6 separate regions of the Homo sapiens genome follow, and regions 2, 3, 4, 5 and 6 are each linked to region 1. The links are chromatin contacts, found by Hi-C or POLR2A ChIA-PET in ENCODE. All regions are on one chromosome and are shown on one strand. Each heading gives the region's core, a stretch centred on a gene start or an enhancer-like site at or near the end of the contact. The rest is flanking DNA. Distances are from core to core; before and after follow the strand shown.

What was found. Hi-C counts contacts between places; a loop is a spot of excess contacts on that map. ChIA-PET counts read pairs that join two places held with the same protein, here RNA polymerase II (POLR2A). Pooled maps may share reads with other maps.
Region 2: a loop to region 1 is called in a map of mammary epithelial cell, with 7 times the contacts of the local background. The contact joins two enhancer-like sites. A Hi-C loop is called at or near these places in 4 of 168 maps with a recorded cell type or tissue (CD4-positive, alpha-beta T cell, MCF 10A, endothelial cell of umbilical vein and 1 more) and 14 of 50 pooled maps. POLR2A ChIA-PET finds 5 or more read pairs at or near these places in 2 of 52 experiments (AG04449 and endothelial cell of umbilical vein).
Region 3: a map of endothelial cell of hepatic sinusoid shows a loop between it and region 1 (4-fold over the local background). The contact joins two enhancer-like sites. A Hi-C loop is called at or near these places in 3 of 168 maps with a recorded cell type or tissue (endothelial cell of hepatic sinusoid, heart left ventricle and prostate gland) and 5 of 50 pooled maps. POLR2A ChIA-PET finds 5 or more read pairs at or near these places in 4 of 52 experiments (A549, BJ, activated CD4-positive, alpha-beta T cell and 1 more).
Region 4: a pooled map shows a loop between it and region 1 (3-fold over the local background). The contact joins two enhancer-like sites. A Hi-C loop is called at or near these places in 3 of 168 maps with a recorded cell type or tissue (cardiac septum, gastrocnemius medialis and ovary) and 9 of 50 pooled maps. POLR2A ChIA-PET finds 5 or more read pairs at or near these places in 1 of 52 experiments (WTC11).
Region 5: a pooled map shows a loop between it and region 1 (2.4-fold over the local background). The contact joins two enhancer-like sites. A Hi-C loop is called at or near these places in 3 of 168 maps with a recorded cell type or tissue (cardiac septum, gastrocnemius medialis and ovary) and 6 of 50 pooled maps. POLR2A ChIA-PET finds 5 or more read pairs at or near these places in 1 of 52 experiments (WTC11).
Region 6: a loop to region 1 is called in a map of heart left ventricle, with 3 times the contacts of the local background. The contact joins two enhancer-like sites. A Hi-C loop is called at or near these places in 2 of 168 maps with a recorded cell type or tissue (heart left ventricle and naive thymus-derived CD4-positive, alpha-beta T cell), 2 of 37 single-sample maps with no recorded cell type and 8 of 50 pooled maps. POLR2A ChIA-PET finds 5 or more read pairs at or near these places in 6 of 52 experiments (BJ, MCF 10A, PC-9 and 3 more).

Annotation. Positions count from the first base shown.
Region 1 is chr2:27,953,741-27,956,477 of GRCh38, forward strand. The region is part of intron 3 of BABAM2 (BRISC and BRCA1 A complex member 2); the gene reads left to right. Among named protein-coding and RNA genes, the nearest start is that of MIR4263, 41 kb to the right of the region's middle. Within about 2 kb of position 1,416, at least 28 of the 41 ENCODE cell types and tissues checked have a DNase peak (open chromatin) inside an H3K27ac peak, as active enhancers do; they include gastrocnemius medialis, mammary epithelial cell and ovary, where a contact is called at or near this core.
Region 2 is chr2:28,452,737-28,455,473 of GRCh38, forward strand. No RefSeq gene overlaps it. Among named protein-coding and RNA genes, the nearest start is that of PLB1, 42 kb to the right of the region's middle. RefSeq lists an enhancer at 1-21. Within about 2 kb of position 1,320, at least 2 of the 41 ENCODE cell types and tissues checked have a DNase peak (open chromatin) inside an H3K27ac peak, as active enhancers do; they include mammary epithelial cell, where a contact is called at or near this core.
Region 3 is chr2:28,408,002-28,410,738 of GRCh38, forward strand. It overlaps FOSL2 (FOS like 2, AP-1 transcription factor subunit), which reads left to right. Exons shown (of 4, transcript NM_005253.4): 3 at 758-865. Among named protein-coding and RNA genes, the nearest start is that of FOSL2-AS1, 15 kb to the left of the region's middle. RefSeq lists an enhancer at 1,472-1,551. Within about 2 kb of position 1,395, at least 18 of the 41 ENCODE cell types and tissues checked have a DNase peak (open chromatin) inside an H3K27ac peak, as active enhancers do.
Region 4 is chr2:28,341,291-28,344,027 of GRCh38, forward strand. No RefSeq gene overlaps it. Among named protein-coding and RNA genes, the nearest start is that of BABAM2-AS2, 32 kb to the left of the region's middle. Within about 2 kb of position 1,366, at least 22 of the 41 ENCODE cell types and tissues checked have a DNase peak (open chromatin) inside an H3K27ac peak, as active enhancers do; they include gastrocnemius medialis and ovary, where a contact is called at or near this core.
Region 5 is chr2:28,324,866-28,327,602 of GRCh38, forward strand. The region is part of intron 11 of BABAM2 (BRISC and BRCA1 A complex member 2); the gene reads left to right. Among named protein-coding and RNA genes, the nearest start is that of BABAM2-AS2, 16 kb to the left of the region's middle. Within about 2 kb of position 1,311, at least 10 of the 41 ENCODE cell types and tissues checked have a DNase peak (open chromatin) inside an H3K27ac peak, as active enhancers do; they include ovary, where a contact is called at or near this core.
Region 6 is chr2:28,250,204-28,252,940 of GRCh38, forward strand. All of the region lies in intron 10 of BABAM2 (BRISC and BRCA1 A complex member 2), which reads left to right. Among named protein-coding and RNA genes, the nearest start is that of BABAM2-AS2, 59 kb to the right of the region's middle. RefSeq lists an enhancer at 1-97. Within about 2 kb of position 1,313, at least 3 of the 41 ENCODE cell types and tissues checked have a DNase peak (open chromatin) inside an H3K27ac peak, as active enhancers do.

The sequences.
Region 1 (2,737 bases), core at 166-2,665:
GTGATGGAAAATTAAAACCATTAAAAAATAAACAATGAAAAATATGGCAAAATAAGAAGGTGAATGCCAGAAGATTAAGGAAGTTCTAGAGAGTTTTGCAGATGTGGGATTTCAGATGAAGACCAGATACATCTAATTTGTGAGGGGAATAAAGAGACAGGTAAGAGAGATGGGTGGGAATAGAGCTAGCCTGAGGAGAAAGAGAAGGAGATTAAAAACAAAATTCGTATCCAGTCTGAATAAAATTTGTTTCATCCCTCCTTGGCCCTTAGAAATTAGAGTCTTTTCATATTATTGTCTTTCTATTTGGTAAGCTGTGTTTGATAGCGGTGCACAAACTTGGGCACAGAAGCCTGAGTTTGTGGGGTTGCATTCAGTGTATAGAAAAGTTACAACTCATTTCTAGTTAGTTCTTCCTTTGTACTTATGCCTAAACCTCTCCATCTGGAGAAATGCCAGCTTGCCACTAAATTTAAATAAATAAGAACATGTCTCATCAATAGGGGCGGCAAATTTAGCCCCTCTTTAGAGCACTGAGCAATTTATGACCATATGTTAAATACCATAAAACAGCTTTAAAGATTTGGTCGCTGGCCATTGCCAGATTGCACCGTAGGAGTGCAGCAGCACTGTGAGGGACTGGGAATGCTTCCTCCGGCCCTTGGAGGCCTCAGCAACTCACTGATGTCACAGCCAAAGAGGGCTGTTTTCAAACATTCCCTTTATAAAGGTGAAATACTAAAAGATTCCATTTTGGCATTTGGGAGCAAAGAAGGCAAGACTTCTTTTTGATTCTTAAGGGTCAAAATTAGTATGGAAAGTGTTGTGTGGGAGAATGAGTAACTTGGCAGCAGTGAGTACAGAAGGCAAGTCTAGAAATAGGTAATAGATATCCTACTCATCCTTTTTCTTGGAGCATGAACTGGACTTTTATGTGGCATAAGCCGACCAAATATCACGTTTCTCAATCAATTTCTTTTTGCCAACTTTCGTCGAATTAATATTAATGTTAAAAACAATTTTTAAAATTTCATGCCAAAGCATTGCCAATTGTAAGGCTTTCTTTTCTTCCAGAAATATGACTCACTATTTGGTGAACTCCAAATATTAGTTTTTCTTCTTACCACCATGACAGCCTGTGAATCATTTATGGCATTCAGTGGGCTCGTGGCTGAGAGAATGAAGGTGTGTGCCAGCAAACATGTGATTTTTGGTCAAGTAGTGCTCTGGGACCTTCGATGGGCTTTTAACACATGTGAGGAAACCAGTGGTTCAGGCAGGGGGCAGTATTATTAAATAGTAATAGACACCAAAAAGCTTTGTACAAGATTTTTCAGACTGCTCTCTCAGAAATGTAACTCTTCCTACAAAGGAAGATGATGAAATTTGGCTGTCAAAGGTCCAGGATTCCTAGCCTTCTTGAATCTGTAGTTGCCAGCCCAAGGGCTGATTTCCTGTCAGTTCCTGTGTGGTTTGCACTACATCCTCTTTGCAACAGATCAGTATTTTAGGTCATCCATCATAACTGCTCTCCTGTAAGTTCTTGGCAATTTGATCTCAGTTTGCAGAAGGCAGCTGGCATACTTTGCTAGGAAGTGCAGCTGGAGAGCTCCTGTCTCACTCTTCCTAAGGCCAGGAAGCACACTATTGTTACTCATTGCTGCTTTCTTCCTTTAAAGAACAAAAAACTTCAAACTTTGGCAAATTCTAAAGTTACTAGGTAGCAATTTGAAATTACTCTGATCGTTTTGTTGGTCTAGGGCAAAAACTTGAGTGATCTTTTATATCATTTGTAAATCTTGTCTGGTTTTTCCATAACACAGATATGTGCATTAGTGGAAGTTTCCTCCCCATTGCAAATGAAGTTATGCTTGTCTTCAGAGTCACACGGGAATTTTTAGTTTTATTTTGTTTTAGGCTTTGATTGTCAAGGACAGTAACATGGCCTAATTTCTTCTCTGTGTTTTATTCCCTTAACATTGAGATTTTTCTATTCCTAATATCAGCATTGGGTAAGACTATTTACCTTGGGTATGACTTGAATATTTGCACTGGATTTTCAAACTATACGAACAGAGATAGTTAAAGCACTTTTTTTGGACTATTTAATGTTAAAATAAAAGTATCGTTTTAGTGTTTCTGATTTCTCATTCCATAATGGGTGACCTATGTTGTGAGATTTAGAAAAATGAGCAATTTTCCTCCTTTCTTATGACTCACAGGTCACATTTTGGCAACATGTTTTTTTTTTCCTGTAGAATGGTGATTACCTTTACCCCAGTTCACCTAAGAGAGGAACCTGTTTATAAAGAGGATACAACCTCATGCATGAATTATTTTAAATGGTATTCTTAATAATCTATGATGGCACAGATCTTTTATACTTCTGAGTTGTCTTCTTTTCATCTTTACGAAAACCATATCTTCTGTAGAGTTAAACAAGATTATTAATGTAGCTCTTGGTTTCTTTTATGTTCTGGTTCCTAACATAAATGAAGGGAAAGGAAAGATAAGTTGTGCTGCTTTATAGAAAAATAGTAAACTTTTTGAAGGCCAAATTTATGTCAGATTTATGGGTATCAAGCAATAACATCATAGAAACACCCCAAATCCTGATAGTGCGCTAAGGATGGCATGAAGGAAGAAATTTTTGGATTTGAGATATGAAAGAATTTGATGTCCAGATTATTTCTATCAAACCAAATCTTTAGTCTCTAAAATAATATATTGTTAAATT
Region 2 (2,737 bases), core at 70-2,569, 500 kb after region 1:
GGGCCATTCCTAAGCATGAGGTGGACTCTGTTGACAATGATGCTGGGCAGCAGACGCAAAAAGAGACTGGGCCAGCTGTCTTTTCACTCCACTCAGGTCAGAAGTGCCCCCTCCCCACTCCACTGTGGTCCCCAGAACCATCTCTGGGAACCACCCCATTTGTAAATGAGATAATGCATGTGACGTGCTTAGCAAGGGGCTGGGAGAGTAGGGGACCAGTGACTATGTGGTCAATGAACAGCTATTAGCTCCACTAGGTAGAAGCAATGATCTGTTTGGTCCTGTGCTGGGGGCTCGTTTCCAGGGGGGAGGACAGAGAAGCTCTGTCCAGTGCTGCTGAGGCAGGAATGAGGACTCCATGTTCGGAGTCTGGCACGGAGCAGGAGGGTGATTTGATGGCTCGGTGTGTGTTGGCTGCAAGAGCAAATGCAAAACGTCAGCCTGAGATTAATCAAGACATCCTTCCACTTACCGTTTCGGGTCTTGTTGGGGAGTTTGGAAGGAAAACTGCCTTTCCAGCAAGATGTTTTGACATGATGCCTTTTCCCTGGCATGCGTTGTCTCCTTCTCCCCACCCATCCCCTTCGCCACAGCTTTAGGGATGACCTCTGCCCTGCTGGGTGCCCTTGATGACTAACACAGCAAGTGTGTGGACCGCCACCTGTCCTGGCCTCACCCACCTTCACCCTCCATTTCTTCATGACTGCCCCCGTGGCTTCTAGGGGGAAGGCCCCAGACAGGTTTGCTAAACTACTGACTCCCAGGGCTCCCTGACAGGGCCTGATGCAGGGTGGCCAGCGGTTGTGACCCCTAGACCAGGTGGGTCCCAGCACAGGGACCTGAGCCCCACCCTCAGGGAGCTGGCGGCTACACGGGGAGCGGTCACCTGTACAGATAAATCTAGTGGAAAGCCCCCATGGCCAGAACCAGGGCGGAGGGCCTGGGGCAGGCTCTGGAGTATAGAAGAGGGAAGGCGCCTTTGGAACAGACAGCAGAGAGAAGAGCCTGCAGGATGAGTGCGAAGGATTGCTGTGGACAGAGGTGGGCCAGGGCTCAGCTCGAGGGCTCCCAGGGAAAGGAGCCTGGGGTGGCCTGGGCACCGTGTGTGTGTGTGTGTATGTGTGTGCGCGCGCGTGCATGTGCGTGTGCATAGGTATGATTCAGGGAGACATAAGGGACTTTGGCAAAGTCAGGAGGATGTGGGGGCTAAGCAAACACCACTTTGAAGACTTCTCTTTGGCATGGGGTGTGACAAGCCAGGTCTGGTGCCTTGTTGAGGAAAGGGAGAAAACTCTGAGTTGGTTTTTGTGTTCCTCAAACCAGTTTGCCCACATCCTTGGCATCATCTGTGCCCTGTGAAGGGCCCGCTTGGAGCCATGCATGTCTGGGCCTGAGGGTGGCGGTGCCTACGTGAGGCCCTGCGGTCTCTTCAGGAGCTCCCCGAGAGGGGCACTTGGCCACTGTTGGAGCTGAGAGGGGCCTGGCCCAGCTCACCCGCCTCTCCTGCTTCTCACCCAGCCCCTGCTGCTGAGAGCTCTGGCAGCCTCCGTGTGCACAGCAGGCCTGGGCTCAGTCACAGGTAGCTCTTCTGTCTGCTCCACGGTGGCTCTCCTCAGGGCCTTGGCTCTCATGTGAGGCTTCCAGCTGCTGCTCACACTCAGAGCTTTGCATGACCAGCAACACACAGGCAGATAAGAGCATTGGGTCTAGGGCGAGAAAATCCTGGGTTCAAGATCAGGCTCTGCCATTTACCAGCTATGTGGCCTCAGGCAGGTTGAACTCTTTGAGCCGCAGTTATCTCATCTGTAAATTGGGGATAATAACACTTAATGGTACTTATCTCATGGGGTTGTCATGAGGATCAAATGAGATGATGTGTGTGTAAACACCTTACAGAGGGCTCCACTAATGGAAGGCATTATTATTGCTGTTTCCATACCACACGACACTCACCCAAGAATGGAAGTTCATGTTCTGACTGTCAATGACGTGTCCAGCATTCCTCCTGTGCTCATTTCATAACTATTCGTTGAGCCTCCTTGGTGCCAGGCACTGTTCTAGACTCTTGGGCCATAAAAATCAATAAAACACAAGATCCCTGCCTCCTTACGGCTGACCTTCTAGGGGAGAGACTTTCACATACCCCAATCTACTTAGCACACATTCCAACCTCTCTCTGGCATCTGCAAACTCAAGTCTGCAAGGTGAAGCAACATCCTAAGCTGCTAGGAACTCTCTCCATAAGTACTCATCCAGATGGCCTGGTGATACGGACAGGAGACAGGGAAATACTGGGTAGAAGAGGGTGGCTCCTGGCAAAGGCCCCACCCTCAAGCCTGAAGACCCACGGCCCTAAATGAGGACAGGCATTCCTGTTTTTGAGCGGAAAAAGTTGCCTTTTGGCCTGCCACACCCCCTATCCTGCACCCATATAAACCCTGAACCCCAGGCTTCAGAAACAGACGAGCAAGCCAGCAGACCAGCAGACGGACAGTGGAACGATGCAGTAGAGAAAGAGAGAGGAGGAGGAACATCTGAACATGGAGAGGAGTTTGACTGGGGACGGTCAGAGAGGAGTCCGGCTGCTGGGCTCCTGACTCCAGGGGAAGATCACCTTCCTACTCCATACCCCCCTTCTGGCTCCTCATCCGTCCCACTGAAAGCTACCTCTACCATTCAATAAAACCTCGCATTCATCCTTCAAGCCCATGTGTGACCCAGTTTTTCCGGGATGCTG
Region 3 (2,737 bases), core at 145-2,644, 450 kb after region 1:
ATGGAACCAGGTGCTCACTTGTTGAGTGGACAGATATGGTGGGCAGCAGGATTTTACCTGCTGGGGGCTCCTCTTCCTTTTGCATGTCCTGTCCAACTTAGCACTGTACCAGGCATGTGGGGGAGTACCTGGGGTTGAACCGTGAGCAGCTGGCACCCTGGGATTGGCAGAGGAAATCGGGAGTGGAGTGGCACTCTTGGCCCTCCCATCAGCAACATAACATTCCCCCCTGGGTGGTTCTTAACCTGTGTGGGGACTCCAGGCCCAGCTACTTAACAAAATGGGGATAATGAGGCTTGCAGAGCAGGCAGAGTGATGGGAGGAGAAATTAGCCAGGGTTTGGAAGAAGCTGCTTAAGTGGGTGGGGCCACGCCTGGCTGGCAGGAGGGGACTCTTGGAGAAGCATCCCCAGCTCCTTCTCTCTGGCCTGAGCACTGAATCAGGGCTGATGTGATAGGTGCTGCCATCATGCCTGGGCCAGTGAATCTCTGACCCATTGCTGTCCTGTTTAAACATGGACTTTAAACTTGGACATCACCTTCCGGGGCAGATTCAGCTCAAAAGAGCCCTCCCAGGCAGCCAGACATCAGGGATCCACATGTTCTGGGGCCTCTGAGTCCAGCCATGCTCCTCTTGCCCTTCCTTCTCCTTTCTCCATTTCCAGAAGGGCTTCTTGCCTTACTTAAAATACAGTTTTTAAAAAATACTGTGAACCATTGTCTCTGTTCTAACCATGATCCTTGGCTTTGGCCTCTAGCTGTCTCCTGAAGAGGAGGAGAAGCGTCGCATCCGGCGGGAGAGGAACAAGCTGGCTGCAGCCAAGTGCCGGAACCGACGCCGGGAGCTGACAGAGAAGCTGCAGGCGGTGAGGAACTCTGCGTAGGGTGGGAGCACCTCTGGGTGGGCTGGAGTGAGAGCCCCGGGGGTCCTGATCCTCTCTCCCACAGCTGTCTCCTTACCCACAAATGCCCTACAGATGAGTCAGTGGAGATAGAGCTTTCCTTCCTTTGGACACATGGGTCAGCATTGTGTTGATTGAAAAGAGAGAGAGAGAGGGAGGTGGCGTTTAGCACCAGCCAGGGCCCAGAGGGAAGAAATGAACAACCTTCTGTGGGGGTGCTAGCCACGGTTTTTACGCAGCACCTGAGTGTTCTCTGCTCACAGAACTGTGGGGGCTCCTGGGTGAGGGATGATGGAGGGTGGGAGCCAGGGCAGGTCCAGACCTGCCCCATCCAGGGCTGCTTCCCGAGGTTCCAGCCACTCCCATGCCTGCCGCCATCAGGAGTGGCCCAGCCTGGCCTAAGCACTCTGGGTTGGGCCAGGGAGAAGTCTTGATGGAGATAGGTCACGTGGCAGCAGGGTTGTATTTTCTTGGGGTTTTCTCATTTCCTTTATGGGCAGGCGGGTTCCCCACCTCTATCATGAACTCAGAGCTGTGGCCATGGTACCGCGTGCTGCTCTTGTGAGTCACTCTCCCGTGCCGCCTAATTGCCCAGACCTGGGGACCCGCAGCCCTGCCCTTCCCTCTGTTAAGCTTGACCTGACCAACGTCACGTAACTCCCTTCAGAGCCTGGCCCTGCAGGAAGGGCCGTGTGCTGTGTGGAGGAAGCCCCGAGCCAGGGTTGACTCTCCCCAGTGGAATGCTTTCAGAGTGAGGAGATGAGAGAGACTCTGTCAGTGGTCCTCACAGTGACTGCCCAGGATGGGGCTTTGGAAAACATCCCCTCACACTTTTTTTGTTATTATAATTTTTTTGAGATGGAGTTTCGCTCTTGTCGCCCAGGCTGGAGTGCAGTGGGACGATCTCAGCTCACTGCAACCTCTGCCTCTTGGGTTCAAGCCATTCTCCTGCCTCAGCCTCCCAACTAGCGGGGATTACAGGTGCCTGCCACCATGCCCGGCTAATTTTTGTATTTTTAATAGAGACAGGGTTTCACCATGTTGGCTAGGCTGGTCTCGAACTCCTGACCTCGGGTGATCTGCCTGCCTTGGCCTCTCAGAGTGCTGGGATTACAGGCGTGAGCCACCACGCCTGGCCCATCCCCTCACTTGAGTTAATGTTTCCAGGTACCATCCACCCACTTAGGCTTGTCTTTCTCTGTCCTGCAGCCCTCACTCTGGGGTGTTGAATGAATTGAATTGCGTGAATTCTGTGATGCCTGTAGTAATGGCCCTCGGAGGTGTTAGAGCCGGGGAGGATGAGTGGGAATTCTTCATTCCCAGGTGAGGCAGATCCACAATCCACTTCCTCAGCGGGCCCTCCCACCACTAACCTTTCTGTGATTGGCACTTCAAGGAGCTGTGCCCCATGTGGCGCTCCTCACCACCCGCCCCGGAATAGCCCTGCCCCCTGAGGCTCCTCTACTTTCCTTCCCTCCTCCCAGAGGCCTCACACCCTACTCCCCTGCCTCCCCCACCTCCCCCGCCCTCTGACCCAGCCACCCAGGCCCCTGAGCCACATCCTCCACAGGAAGCCTCTCAGAAGCTCATGACGTTCGTCAGACCCTTGAGACAGACGGAAACTGTTTTTCACTCCGGAATATGCTGTCCTCTGCTGAACGAAGCCCTTGCCCGTATGTCCTCACTGATGAACAGGAATCCATGTTAGGGAAAACGTGGGGAGGAGGCTGGTGACACACACCTCTTCCCCTCCCACAGCGGCCCCTCCACGTGCACTTGCTCGCTTCTGCTTCTCTGGCTGGGGATGAAAGAAGGGGGCTGAGGTCCTTGCGGGGT
Region 4 (2,737 bases), core at 116-2,615, 390 kb after region 1:
CAGAACCAGGGACTCAAACACCAGGGTTTGCGTGATTTTATCTTTACCCCGCAACAGCAACAGAAGCCGGTGGCGCCTGTAAACGAGTGAAGGTCACCTGTATATTTGTAAATACTTCCTGCCGGTTCAGCCTGTCATCGAGCATCGTACCTGCACACAGAGGGCAGCCCAAGACTAATTAGTAAATGGCTATAAAATGCTTTGAAGATGAAAAGAACCATATGTGACAGCATATTATTAATACTTAGTAAATCCTGTCTCCGGCTTACTCAGCCCTTGTAATTTCAGTTGAATCTCTCTTGCTTAGCACTGATGAGGAAAAGGACTCACACGTGTTTACCAGCAATACTTGGATATGATCAAGCATCTGTGAGGCCCCGAGAAGGAGGGGCAAGGGACCCTGGTTAGCCAATGCTCAGCTTCTTCCAGCAGCCCGGCTTCCTGAGGACCCATCGCCTACAGCCAAATGACCCTTTTTTTTTGTTTTGTTTTATTGAGAGGGACTCTGGCTCTGTCGCCTAGGCTGGAGTGCAGTGGCACCATCTCGGCTCACTGCGACCTCCGTCTCCCAGGTTCAAGGGATTCTCCTGCCTCAGCCTCCCGAGTAGCTGGGATTACAGGCACACGGCTGTAATCCACCACGCCCGGCTAATTTTTGTATTTTTAGTAGAGACGAGGTTTCACCATGTTGGCTGGGCTGGTCTTGAACTCCTGACCTCAGGTGATCCGCCCACCTCGGCCTCCCAAAGTGCTGAGATTACAGGCAGGAGCCACCACGCCCAGCCTCAAATGATGCTCTATTAAAGCTCATTTTCTTGTGGAGACATGAACTAGAAAGAATATGAAGTTGAGGATGAGAGAGGAAAAAAAAGAGAAGGACCTTGGTTTGTACAATTTGCCAATTTCTATGGTGTAAATACTCCCCCCATGATGGACTGCAGGCCACCAATGTGAGGTCACTGGACGCAGAGTTGGGAGGAGCAGGGAGGGTCATCGTGGGAGCCTCTGCTGGAGTGAGCTGGCCCCAATGTCTGTCTTTACTTAATCTGAGTTTTGTTATCCTCATCTATAAAATGGGAATAAATATCTGCCTCCCGGGGTTGTGAGAATTAAATAAGAAAAGTACCTAGAGCACCATGTGCAGTGCTTGGCACACAGTAACATTTGACAAACAGTGGCTATTATTACCGCAGACCAGAAAAAAGATTTTCTGATGTTGACTTTGGCCTTTTTCTAAAAAGTCAGAATGTCCCTGTTAAAAAGTCCTGCCAATGAATTTGGCCTTTGGAAAAGTGACCCTGTCTGGATTACCAGGAAGACAAAATGATGAGTCATCTTGAATTTTAACGGATAAGAGATGCGATGTATTTGTGGGGGTTCCCCACCCCCCACGCTGGTCTTGCTTAAGCTCTCGGCAGGACTTCAGGCTCTGAGCAGTGCTGGAGAAGAAACAACCCACTGACCTGTTTATTCGCCCCGGCCCCTGCTTTCCCACAGGCAAGGAAATCAGAGCAGCGTGGTTCACTTTTGCCTCTGACTGGGTTTCAGTTCCTGACAGCTCCACGCTCTTGGAGTTGCGGCTGACTTGCCGGAGGGACGACTGCATTTGGTTTGCCTCTTGCTCAGGCCTATAAATACAACTATCCCAGAGCCTGCCCCAGTTCATGGGGACCAGCCTGTCCCACAGTTCCTAATGTGAATGTTAAGAACATCATCTAATGGTAATAGGACATCTCATTCTATTAATGGCATCATAGCTAATTCATTGGTGCTCGAAAAAATTAAAATACAACCTTTGCCTTTTTTTATGCATCTACGGTGCTTACGTGCAGGTCCAGTACAAACACTAACTAGAAATCGGGTGTGGGGTGCACCCATCGCCTTGTGTAATCCTCGAAACAACTAAATGAAGTAGGGGTTATTGTCTTCATTTTATAGATAAAAACATGGAACCTCAAAGGTGTTAAATAAATAACTTACCCAAGGACAGGAAGCTGGCATAATTCACTCATCACCATCCTACCTTCTCCCCCTTCCCCTCTCCTTTCTTTGCTTCCCTCCCTTCCTCTTTTTTTATTTCACAAGGAAGTGAACCAGGTCCCTCTGTTTCTTTCCACTTCTGTTATCCAGCTTCCCCAAATGAGAGCTTTATTGAGCATCTAATGTATACAGAGCCCTGATAAGACATTTACACACTGCTTTTTGCCATTTTCCCTGTGAGGAGAGGGGCTTGGAGTAGCTGGGTCTGGCCAGATCACACGAAGTGGGTGTCAAACCCTGGTCAGCTGGGTCCAAGGAATTCTGTGGGGTCACATGCAACAAACTAAAAAAGACTTGGAAGTGGTCTTCGTATATGTGGATGAGTATATCTATATGGCTACACACATATATATAAATAACTTATTTTCAGATGGCTGAGCCAGAGCCAGCCCACAGCTGGAAAAAATTAAAAAATAAAAAATAAATAAACCTGACTTCAGAATTTGTGCCATAGTCTCTGGTTAAAGTCCAAAACACACTTGGTTGAAATAACAGCCTAATATTTGAGGAAAACAAGGTGAAACAGTTGTTACAATTATTAAGGAAAATTACCGAGGTATTACCAAAGACAGCAGGGTCCGTGAACTAATTCCAGGTTGAATAGGAAGCAGTTAACTCTAAGAGGCCTAAAGAAGTGTCTTCCTTCTACAGCGTTCTTGGATTTACTCTGTCACTATTCTCTGATCCCTTTGGAGGA
Region 5 (2,737 bases), core at 61-2,560, 370 kb after region 1:
AAATAGAATCACCTGCCTGGTAGTAAGCCTGTTAGAAGGAGTAAATATAAAATAATACACATGAAAATAAGTAGCATGATATCTGGCATGTAGTAGGCACCTCCCTTTCCTTATACTCATGGCTTCCAGACTTTTTTTTTTAACCACAATCTACAAGATATTTTACATTTGAATCCAGTATATATAACTAAAACAAAAGTGCCACATACAGTGCACTCTGATTTTATTTCACTTTATTTTAATGCTGCTCAGAACCCACTAAATGGATTTTGTGATCCACTGTTTGAACAAGCCTTCTTTACACCATGTGTGGATATCATTCATCCACGTTGCATATATGCCCTTCCTTTCCTTCCCTCCCTCCCTTTCTGTAACGGAAGCCTGGGGCCGCAGGGCTACCTGCTGTCAGCATGTGCAGGGCCCGAGCTGGTGCAGTGTGGAGTGATCCCTGCAGCCCAGCAGAGCAGATGCATCTCCTCCTCCTGTGCTTGCCCCCAGCCTCTCTACTGCATGATTACAGAAGACTTGTAAGGCCCCCTCCTGCCAGACGTTCTGTCATCTGCCAGCCTGCATGGAACTTCCCCACACCCTACCCCAGCAGAGCCCACCTGAAGTTCCTGTTGTGAGAATTACTCTTGTTACCAAAGGCCATTGTCTCCAGAAGGCCACTGTACCCCAGCAGGGAGAGTGGAGCTTGGACACCCTCTCCCATTGAGTAGTTTCTTCTTTGGGAATTGCTGCTTTTCTGTCTGAAAGCCCAGAGAGCCAGGTGTCTGCGGTGTGATTTCAGCTGTCAGGGGGATAAGGGTGAAGAGAGGAGGGACCATGGCCATCTTGCTGCCCCTCCCCCACATCCTCAAACACCCAGCCAGGGGGGTGAATGTCCCAGAGTGTTGGGTGACCAAAAGCTGTGTCCAAAAGCCAGCATGCAGGGGCCTGAGCACCTGTGGAAGCCATGAGCTCTGGCCTCTGGATGCTGAGATCTGGTGGAAGAAAGTGAACTTACAACCAGGCAAATAACACTTCAAAGCCCTAGAGAGACTCAGGGGAGGGGAAGGTTAGAGGCCTCAAGGAGTTGATCTCCTAAGTGTTCCTGAGGCCCTCCTTTGGGAGTCCTGCACTTTGCTGTGGAGGCTGATGCCTGACCATGCTGCGCACAAACCTCGGAGCACTGTTCCAGCTGGGGTGTGACTTGGGGCCTGGACCCACATTCCAGGTTCAGCTCTGCTGGGTCCCTGGGCACTTCCTCTTTCAGGGTCACCCTTTGGTTTTTCCCCTTTCGATGACTAAAAAGTGGAGGGTAATCTGTGAGCTTGGTGGTGACTCACCACCATCCGACAGGCGGCCCACTTTTCCCAGCAGGTGAGCTGCGTGAGTAGCCCTCCTCCTGGCCGGGACTGTGGTGAGCTCCCTGCACCCCACCCCAGGCAGCCACGTGGCCATCAGCACATCATGGTCTGTGCTGAGCGCCTGCTCTTGCAGCCCTGGGCAGAGTGAGCAGAGGACTCACCATCTGGGCACACCAGGCAGGTGCAGATGGGGAGACAAGATAAACCCAGGGCTGGGGCTCTTCTCTGGGTTCCCAGGCCCCAGGCAGCAGCACATTCCTTAGCCCCCCACACCCACCACCTGGCCTCGTTCCCAGCCCCAGCCCAGCCAGGTGCACCCATCTTCCCAGCCTCTCTCAGTGCCACACAGCCATTCCTGCCTCTCATCAAGCAGGTTATGATGGGCACGGCAGTCTGAGAGGGAGGGGGATGGAGAGGACTGGCTCACGCTCCGCCTACTAGCTCTGGGGCCTCAGGTCAACCCCCTGGGCAGGCAGGCATTCATTTAGCACCAAATTGACATTCATCTTCTGGGAGCTTCTGACAGGGTGAGCACCAAGGGCACTAAGGGTGAACCATCCCCAAATTCTGCCCTCTAGGCACTTACAGGGATGACCTATGCTAACGTGCCATTAGGATACGCAGTGTCACAGGAACCATCCTAACCTCCCGCCCTTAGTCTCCCCTTCCCCTTCCTTGTAATGTTTGACCTCGGCAGTTTCCTTTTTCCTTCTATTAATTACAACATTCTATCATTCTAAAGTATATCTTAAGTAAGCCAAATGCTTGCATTTGAGAAATATTTATTGAGCTGGTGAGTGTTGGACACTATGCTCCAGGCTGGGGATGCAAAGATGGATGAATACGACCCATGGGCTTTGCCCTCAGGGAGCTTCTTCCAGGGTGTGAGAGAATGGTTGGTATGTGTAGATGCGTGCATACATCTGTGATGAACGCCAGAGAAAGAAGCTGGTCCCATGGCCGGTGGAGGCTCAGGAGCCCATTAGGACTACCCTGTCCCTCCCTCCATTTAGCCAGCTGGCCCTCCCTTCTCCTCCTCCTTCTCATCTGCTGCACCAGGGGATGCCAAGGGAGCAGAGATGCCTGCAGCCCGTGGGAGCAAGTCCTGGCCTTTGCAGTTGCAAAAACTGGCTGCAAGCTGCTCCAGCCCCAGAGGAACTGGCCAAGCTCCAGAGGGCCTCCTTGGAGGGCCTCAGAGGGAGAGAGAACTGCTCAGTAATTTTGATCACTTTGGTAAGTATTTAAAAATACCCTGTGATTTAGCAGGAACCAGAATTCATCCCAATACTTTGATGTCTAGAAATGGATCTCAGTCAGTTGTTGTTGAAGTCCTCCTAAAACGGCATTTGATTTAATTCAACACATACTGAGACCACAGTCAGCCTTCT
Region 6 (2,737 bases), core at 63-2,562, 300 kb after region 1:
AATTCCAGGGAAGGCAGTCCCTGTGCAAAAGCCCTGAGCCCTGAGGCAGCAAAGAGCTCTGCTGAAGCAGGCGTGGCTGGAGCACAGTGAGTAAGGGGAAGGGCATTTGTTGAACTTTTTTTTTTTTTTTTTTTTTAGCTATCTAATATTGAATTACTTTCTTAGCGGTTTATTCTAGAGATTACAATATGCATCTTTAACATAATTGCCTTAAGATTAATAATACCTTCATTCTGGTAAAATATAGCAACATTGCTCCTTGTCCTCCCGCTTATTTGTTCTATTAATTGTCATATATATTACATGTATATATGTTATAATATAAACACAACAATATAGCTTTTTCTGTCATTACTATAAACAATCATATATATTTTTTTCTTTTTTTTTTGTTTGTTTGTTTGTTTTGTTTTTGAGACGGGGTCTCGCTCTGTCGCCCAGGCTGGAGTGCAGTGGCACGATCTCAGCTCACAGCAACCTCCGCCTCCCAGGTTCAAGCAATTCTCCTGCCTCAGCCTCCTGAGTAGCTAGGATTACAGGCATGTGCCACCACTCCCGGCTAATTTTTTGTGTTTTTAGTAGAGACAGGGTTTTGCCGTGTTAGCCAGGATGGTCTTGATCTCCTGACCTCGTGATCTACCCGCCATGGCTTCCCAAAGTGCTAGGATTACAGGCGTGAGCCACCACGCCCAGCCACAGTCTTATGTTTTTAAAAGAGAAAAAAAGTTATCTTTGGATTTTGCCCTGCACATTATTTCCAGTGTATCTTTGCAAGACTTTGATTGCTGTGTTCCTCCATTTCAGAGCTGTAGGATTGGGGCTGGGGTGGCAGTGTTTATTCAGTCTAATGAATGATAAGGTTCTTACTCTGATGTTTTTCTTTATTTTAAATGACTAATGTTCACACAGATGTCTTAGTATTATTCTTTCTGTATTTGTCTTTAACTATCTGTTTGTTCATTTGTTCATTCATTGGTTTTCAGTTGACATTAAGTAAAAGGAAAGCAATTATTTTGTTTTTCAGAGAACACAGTTTCTGGTAAGACTTTTTTTTTTTAAGCCAGAGGAAATCAACAACTTCAGACTAATTCTGGTAGTCATTTAAATAATTCTTTCCTTATAGGCCTGTAATCAAGGCCAATAAATTAGAAATCAGGACAGCTTTTGAAATTTTAAGTAAAAATCAGAAGCTTCTGTTTATTGCTACAAATGCTTCTGCCGAGCTCTGATTTTGTCAGGCTCTCCAATTCCTGGTATAACCAAGGAAATTATTTGCATTGATGTCGCACTGTCACCTCACCACTAAAACACAAAGCTGTCGTAGTAGCAGCCACTCAGTTCCTGAGCTAAGCGAGGTAGACTTTCATCTGCCCGCTATAGAAACAGTGTTTCGTCGTAGAATATTTAGCACTCAACAAACAAGATGGCTACTACATAAATCGGTAAAACCAAAACTGTGATGTTGCTCAAAACCTGCTTACTTTTTTGGATACAGTTCACATCTTTATATAAAGGAATATACTTGAAAAGCAAATCGGAATCAGTAAAATAATTAAAATTAAGAACCACAATGCTATGTGTTAGAATTTGTTTCAAGCCAAATCTATAGAAAGTGTAATATTATTTTAGAATTACCATGTTTACCTCATATCAGACATAAAGATTCTTAGTTTAATTTTATCATTTCTAGTATTAATAACTATCAGGCTAGGTGCAGTGGCTCATGCCCGTAATCCCAGCACTTGGGGAGGCCAAGGTGGGTAGATCACCTGAGGTCAGGAGTTCGAGATCAGCCGAAACATGGTGAAACCCTGTCTCTACTAAAAATACAAAAATTAGCCAAGTGTGGTGGCACCTGTAATCTCAGCTTCTTGGGAGAGGCTGAGATAGGAGAATCGCTTGAACCTGGGAGGTGGAGGTTGCAGTGAGCCGAGAACGTGCCGTTGCACTCCACCCTGGGCAAGAGGAGTGAAACTCCATCTCAAAAAAAAAAAAAGCAAAAAAACTATCAAAGCAACAGGAATGAAAATTAATTATCAACAAAATATCAAACCAGTCAGTTCTCTAATATTGTTCCGAATGATAAAAGAATATGGAAAAAGATAAAAGAAAATTTACTAAATGCCTTTTTGCTTTAATTATGGGAACTACTGAGTCCTTTAGATACTTTTACATTTTGGTTAATTTTTATACTGAGACTTCCTTGAAAGTGGTTAGCTCTACTAGGCAAAGTGGTTTTCATCTTTTGATTATACACACAAGCACACCCTTCGCCCGGTTTACAGTTCAGAGAGCTCCAGTCCTTCAGCAACCACTGTCACTATTTTGACTCAAATTGAAACTTCTGTTTCATCTTTAGAGTTTACTTCCAGAAAGCCTGTTTTGTAATTTCTGACACTAGTTTGAGAACTTACTGGATTAATCTTCACTGGGAATATTGTCTTCATTATAATACCTTAGAATTACATGACCCCTTTTTAGTGACCTTAAAGGATTTCTTTTAAGGAAGAAGGTTGTAAATCACTTGCACAATCATGCAATGAATTTTTCCCCTGTACCCTCTTATATATGTTGTATGAATCTTTTCAGTTGTAATTATTGGATTAAGTAATTGCCAAAGCAAGTGTTTCTGATCAAAGAAAGGTCTTGAAAAATTAGCAATTTTGACTTCTCAGTGATTTTTGACATGCTGTCAAATTAACAACTGTAACTCAAGAAGTCATCTTACCCAGTGAAA